Linked DNA regions of Homo sapiens: region 2 is linked to region 1. The links are chromatin contacts, found by Hi-C or POLR2A ChIA-PET in ENCODE. All regions are on one chromosome and are shown on one strand. Each heading gives the region's core, a stretch centred on a gene start or an enhancer-like site at or near the end of the contact. The rest is flanking DNA. Distances are from core to core; before and after follow the strand shown. Region 1 overlaps MOB3B (MOB kinase activator 3B). Region 2 has its middle 11 kb from the start of MOB3B.

What was found. A loop is a pair of places that touch in the nucleus more often than their neighbours do. ChIA-PET counts read pairs that join two places held with the same protein, here RNA polymerase II (POLR2A). Pooled maps may share reads with other maps.
Region 2: a loop to region 1 is called in a pooled map, with 3 times the contacts of the local background. The contact joins two enhancer-like sites. A Hi-C loop is called at or near these places in 1 of 168 maps with a recorded cell type or tissue (gastrocnemius medialis), 2 of 37 single-sample maps with no recorded cell type and 9 of 50 pooled maps. POLR2A ChIA-PET finds 5 or more read pairs at or near these places in 3 of 52 experiments (GM12878, MCF 10A and activated B cell).

The regions. Positions count from the first base shown.
Region 1 is chr9:27,365,701-27,369,039 of GRCh38, reverse strand. The region is part of intron 2 of MOB3B (MOB kinase activator 3B); the gene reads left to right. Among named protein-coding and RNA genes, the nearest start is that of EQTN, 70 kb to the right of the region's middle. RefSeq lists an enhancer at 1,477-1,596. Within about 2 kb of position 1,704, at least 10 of the 41 ENCODE cell types and tissues checked have a DNase peak (open chromatin) inside an H3K27ac peak, as active enhancers do; they include GM12878 and gastrocnemius medialis, where a contact is called at or near this core.
Region 2 is chr9:27,539,106-27,542,238 of GRCh38, reverse strand. No RefSeq gene overlaps it. Among named protein-coding and RNA genes, the nearest start is that of MOB3B, 11 kb to the right of the region's middle. Within about 2 kb of position 1,883, at least 18 of the 41 ENCODE cell types and tissues checked have a DNase peak (open chromatin) inside an H3K27ac peak, as active enhancers do; they include GM12878 and gastrocnemius medialis, where a contact is called at or near this core.

The DNA.
Region 1 (3,339 bases), core at 455-2,954:
TTGTTTCTAATGGCTTTTATTGTCAATCCACAGTGAATATCTTTCACGGGTTATCTTGGGTCTTTCTTAATCTACTGCTCCTTTCACATCCATGCTGTGAAAGCAGGGGACAAAGGCAGCCATCTGGGAGCTGGGGATGCTGATGAGCAACTCAGAAGTGGCGCTCAGGGGTAGGAGGAGGTGTGACGAGCAGGCACGCTGGACTCATGGTTGCTCCTTGGGGTGGCTGAAACAGCACTTCCTATGCCCAGCACATGGCATGTCTGAAAGAATTAAGACTCTCTTGAGAACATATAATCACATACCACTGTTTGTCTTTCTTTTGGCCCAACCACCATGATAACAGACTGGAGGACAGCACAAAGGGGCTGGGGAGGGGCAGAGGGAGGGAGTTGGAAAACAGAGTAGTAGCCAGTTTATTTCTAAGCATTTGCAGCTGTCAGCTTGTTTGGGGACTTTGTTTTCTCTTTTTTTAGGCAGAGGAACAAAGTCCTGCTACACAGGATTGTTTTCCTTGGCATGACGAACAGACACTTTCTTGAGGAACGTACTGAGATAACACAAAACATCTGCTAAGAGGAATCAATCCTCGCAGCTGAATTTTCATCAGCATCAGCAAGAACACGAAGCTTCTCTCTCTCTCCCTCTCTGTATGTGTGTGTGTGTGTGTGTGTGTGTGTGTGTGTATGTATGTGTGTGTATATATATGTATATGTATGTATATATATAGACAGAGAGCAGGAGGCAGGAGAATGGATGGATGAAGGGGCAAGAGAATAAGCTAAGAGGAGGAGGATATATATTATTAAGAAACATCTGTGTTGTTCATGTGTTTTGTTTTGTTTTGTTTTGTTTTTGCCTTGTGATCCGATTGCATCTTGTTTTGCAAGTATTTTGGAAATGGTGTGTTCTCAGCCACGCTGCCAGAGGAGGTATGTTTTCTTTTTCCACGTGTGTGGGATGTTGTTTTTATTCATGAACTATTGAGAATGAGTGGTTTTTATGACTTGTAGAGGGATTTTCACATCCCTCTTATTACTGGACTCTGAAGACAGAAGGGACAGCACAAATGCCCTCAGACATGAATAACAGTTTCAAGGAGAAACATGGGCACTTCTGGTTGTTGTTGACATGCCATCAGGGGTCCCAAAGGATTGGCCAGGAAATCAGGTTTCATCATATGTCCTTTGGAAGCTCCTTGGACAGTTCACATGCTCTTCCAATATATGACATGTCTTCCAAGTATACTTTCCAAGAAGAGTTTATCCTTTGGAGAAGAGGCAGCTTCACCTGTCCTGTTTCATTTGCCCTCCTGCCACCCCTGTCTTGGCATTGATTCAGAAGAGCCGTCTTCCTAGCGTTGGTAACATCGGCTGCCATTTGCCAGATGCCTTCTGTGTGCCTGCTGGTGCTGTGCTTCTCATTTAGTCCTTGTGGTCTCATGAAGAGCTAGGTATTATTATCACCATTCCTCAGACAAGAAAACAGAGGCTTTTGGCAGTTAGCAAAGTTGCTTAAGGGCAAGCAGCACAGAAGTCCCACAGCTGGAATCATAAATGGGATTGAGGCCAGAGCCAGGCGTTTCACCAGTGTCCTAAACCCCCAGTGACACATACATTTGGGAAAGTAAAAGCCAAACTACCCTTTTCCACCTTGTCTTCTAACAAGTTTCGTTTCCCCAGCTGTGTCAATCGTATTTGCATGAGATGAAAGGAGCTGTAGAAACCCTACAAAGCTTCCTGGCAGAATAGAAGGAGCATAGGCTCTGAGACAGACTTGAATTCAGATCCCTCTTCATCACAAACTAGCTCTATAAAGCCCAAGTCTGTCCCTTCACCTCTTTGAGCTTTGATTTCAGGGTATGCAGGCGGCACAGGAGCTCAGCTCTCATTCCAACGGTCAGCAAGTATTTATTCCATACCCACCCTGCTCCAGGTGCCAGGCCACTAAGGAGACGTCACTAAGGAGACACTTGTGAGGAGGCTGGACACCGTCCCTGCTCTCACAGAGTGGCCAGTCTGGAGCAGGTAACAGACCTGAAGCAGAGACTCCCACAGATACATGTGGAATTACCATGTGTGATCTATGCAGGAAAATTTCAGGAGCAGAATAACAGATGCCAGGGAAGCTGGGTCTGCGGATGATGGGAGACACTGAGCCAAGCTCTAAAGAAAGAAGAGGCAGTAACCAGGTGCTCAATAAAGGGGCCTATCTGCCAGTTGTTTGCAGAACTTGAGGTGTTTGGGGGCAGTTCTCCAGTATCCCCAGAGACAACCTTTTGGTTCTTACTCTTCAGACCACAAAAGCCCAGGTTCAGCCCAGCACCGATCACAGATCAGAGTCTCATTCCCAGGTGTTGGCCTTTCTCTTCCAAAGAAAAGGGAAAATGATGAAAACAGGAATGATTAACAGCCAGCTCAGAACACACATCCCCACCCCCCAGTCTCCTGGACCTTCGTCAACCGAAGCATTTCTGCATATTCTAAAGGAGTTTTTCCTTTTTTGGCCTCCATAACAAGATAAAATAAGTAACACAAGCCATTTAGGCAACTTATTTTCTTTCAGAGGTGCCTGAAAAGGAAGGATTGAATGAGATGTTTGAGGGCTTAGTGGAAGGGAGGGGCAGGAGGGAAAGAGGAAGAAAGAAAAATGGGTTGAAGTGCAGAAATTACTGGAATTTTTATTAAATTTTCTTGGGGAGAAAGGAGATTTCCTAAGGCAGAGATGAAAGGCAAATCTGCATGGGGCCTCAGAGAAATTATTACGTTTCATACTCGATTTAGCTCTCACACTGAATGTGGCTTGGAGATCAGAAAGTTGTGGTTAGACACATTCATAAACTCAGCAGGGCTCTGTCAGATGCGGGTTCCTGACTGAGTACCAAGGCTTCATGAGCAACAGAGACAGGGCTACAAGGCTGTCTCATCAGGCCTTCAAGAGAGACTCCAGGCCTGCACTCTCCTTACTCTCCACCCTCACCCCAGCACCCTGGCCTGCCTCCTCCTTAGCCTAATTGCTCAGAAAACTCTAGTCTTGCTTTGAGTCTAACTGGTGAGCAGACTCCTGCTAGAAACTTGTATCAGTGATTGGTTTGGATTCTGGCCTCTGCTTAGGCATGTTGCCTCGGCGCACTCCAAAACTTGAGCTCAGCTGGCCCTGTTTCAGGCTCATTAACTCCATTTCAGTACTGGTCCGTTTGCAGAAACTAAGCTACATCACATGACCCAAGGCCATCCAGGTCCAGGGTTATCCTTGGACACCTGGATATCCATCCCCTCTCTGTGGAGCACTAGTCTGAACACTTTCTCAATGTGGGCCAACTTCTTGGAGTCTGAAATT
Region 2 (3,133 bases), core at 634-3,133, 170 kb before region 1:
AGTGTCCTCATCTATTCTTTAAGAGTAAGAATAGAACCTACCCGATAGAGTCACTTGAAGATTAAGTGGGTTAGTAAATTCAGAATGCTTGGAACAGTAACTAGCACAGAATAAGTGTCCAATAAAATTGGGTTGCAGCTATTATCAGTATTATTCCTGTCATAATCATCATCACCATTAAGCAATTAAATGTAGAGTTCCAAAATTTGATTATGAAACTACAGTTATACAGCCATGATTCCCGGTGATACCACGTCAGTAACAAGATTATTTCCTTAGCTTGAGCCAGTCACTACCTCATTGCATGTGGCAGAGTGTGTTGCCGTAGGCAAATGTCATTGTAGGGAATGAAAAAAAAATTGCCTGTGAGCTGCTCTCCAGAGGCCTCATCCCATTTTCCCATCGTCCACTTTACTCCATCTCCACTGCCACTATTAGGACCTTATCATTTCTTGTCTAGATTAATTCAACAGCTTCCTTCCTTCTAGTCTCCATGATTTCACCCACTAGCCATCCCCTCCCCTTTGCCCAATTTTCTCCATTTATGGTAGAGTGATCTTTCTAATAGGAAACTCCTGACTTGCCTTAAAAAGCCCTCATTGAGGCCGGACGTGGTGGCTCATGCCTGTAATCCCAGCACTTTGGGAGGCCGAGGCAGGTGGATCACGAGGTCAAGAGATTGAGACCATCGTGACTAACACAGTGAAACCCCATCTGTACTAAAAATACAAGAAATTAGCCAGGCGTGGTGGCGGGTGCCTGTAGTCGCAGCTACTTGGGAGGCTGAGGCAGGAGAATGGCGTGAACCCGGGAGGCAGAGCTTGCAGTGAGCCGAGATTGCGCCACTGCACTCCAGCCTGGGCGACAGAGTGAGACTCCGTCTCAAAAAAAAAAAGCCCTCATTGACAACCTTCAACCCACAATCCATGGTGAAGCACAGGAGCCTTGGGGATCTGCCCCCAGCACACCTCTCCACCCTTGTCTCTCACTGCTCCTGCCTTCATGGAGAGCCCTGATGAACTATTTGTAGTTTCCCCTGACTCACCTTGCTGTTACTGGGCCTGTGTGCGTGTTGCTCCCACTACCTGCAATACGCTTACCCACTTCACCTGGGTGAACTTTACTTAGGATTCACCTTAGGTGGGCATCATGTTCTTCCAGGCCCCTCCTCTAACTTTTAGTTGAGAGTATTCCAGACTTAAGGCTCCATGGGATAGGGATCTTGTCTATGCACCAGCTTATTCCCAACTGCCTGGCACGTAATGCATTTATTAAATATATATTGAATTGATTACCCTACTTGGGGCTCTTGTTTGCTTCTACACTTACAGTTCTAGCATAGCACTTAACTCATTATCATGCATCATTATTATGGGTTTGTTTTGTCTCCCATTAGACTGTGAGCTCCACAAGGCTGTGTCCTTGTCTTATACATCATTGTATTTCCAGCTTCCAACATAGTGCTTGCCATGACACAGGAAGTCAGTAAGCTCTGAATGAATGAATAGTATCTACATACCATTAATCTGAGGTTTAAAGTTTCCCCAAATTCTGAAGCAAGGGGATTTACGGACTTCCCTGACAATTTTTGGATGTCATCCCAATGATACCACTAACATTTTAAGGGACAGCTTGCATATATACATTTTTCTGGATGGCAGTTTTTTTTCCCACAGGCTTCATCAGATATTTCTCCATAGCCTTCCTCAGATTCTCAAAGGGGTCTCTGATTCCCCCAAAAGATAAGAAACTGTCATAAAAAATTATTTCTAAATATCAATTGTTAAATAAAATGTTTGCAAAGCAGCCTGATGAATCATTTCAGGCCACTTGACCCCGATGAGTTAGAGAGTTTGTGCTCTGCAATCTGACTGCTTCCAGCAGTCTCACTGCTGCTGGACTGTGGCACTTCCAATTGGCAGCAGGGCAAGTTTCTTCTGGATGAATATTCTGTCATAGGGGTCCCCCTTCCACACATACCTGTAGGAGCAGTTTGAAACTCATATGCATGGTCTTCCTGGTTCTAGGCACATGAGTCATTTAAGCTGCTGGAGCCAGGACCAGCTAGTATGCTAGCCCGGCATTCAGAAAGTTAAAATTTGGGGTCAAAACTGAGAACCTTCTTTGATCCACCTTGGCCAGACATTTTCTCTGGCTTCCATTAATAGCCTCAACATTTTTTTTTTTTCTGGCCTAGACCCACACAGGCAAGAGACCAGAGCTTCTCTAAGGAGCTAAGGGAAAGCACATTTTAAAAATAACTTGAGCAAATGAATTCATCTGGCAAAAGCAACCCCACTACGTAAAATAAACCTTTTTAGTTTCGCAATAGCAGTTCCTGAAAATGTAAACAACCTCAGGGTCTACATGCACTGAATCATTTGCTGAACAGAAAGTCCCTGGTCCAAATTCTGCAAGAATAAACACCTTACAAAACTAGGGGTCAATGACCTTCATATGGGAACAAGGAGGGTGTGGGGGGCAGCAACCCACCCTGAGGACAATGAGAAAGTCTTGAGACTTGATATTCAAAATGCTGGCTTTCTAAACCAAAAACTGGCATGAGTGGAGGGAGAAGGGGAGGGTGGGCACAGTCTATGCCTCAGGCTCTTGCTCAGACCCTACCAGGCCCCTGCCTTCCCTAGGGAAAGCGAGAGTCTACTCACTGTCATGAAGCCAGAGGAAGGCCCTGCAGGTTTCACTGTGTGTTCTGTTGACAAGATGATGGTTCCATTGAAACTGTAATAACATACTTGGCCAACTAAGCCCATACGATCGTAGTAACTTTGTACCCAGTCCTAGCTTTTCAAACATAATGATAATATGTTCTTTCTAATGTGGCCCATACTGTTCTAATGAACTTATGCTGAGTTTTTCTGAGTACTAGAATAATATTCGCCATAAATAATAGATATAATTATTCTCATTTAATATTTGCGTAGCTCTTCTTTAAAGCAGAAAGTATTTTCTCATTCCTTACTAGAACCTTTCTGTGTGAGGAGCACTGAGCTAGAACCCATATCTTAGAATGGTCAGAATTTGGAGAAATTCAGGGAAAAGGCACTGGACTCATTTTTAAAGACTAGAAAATGCAACCTCCAGAAAAAGATTCAAGAGTTTTTTACTCCCAGAG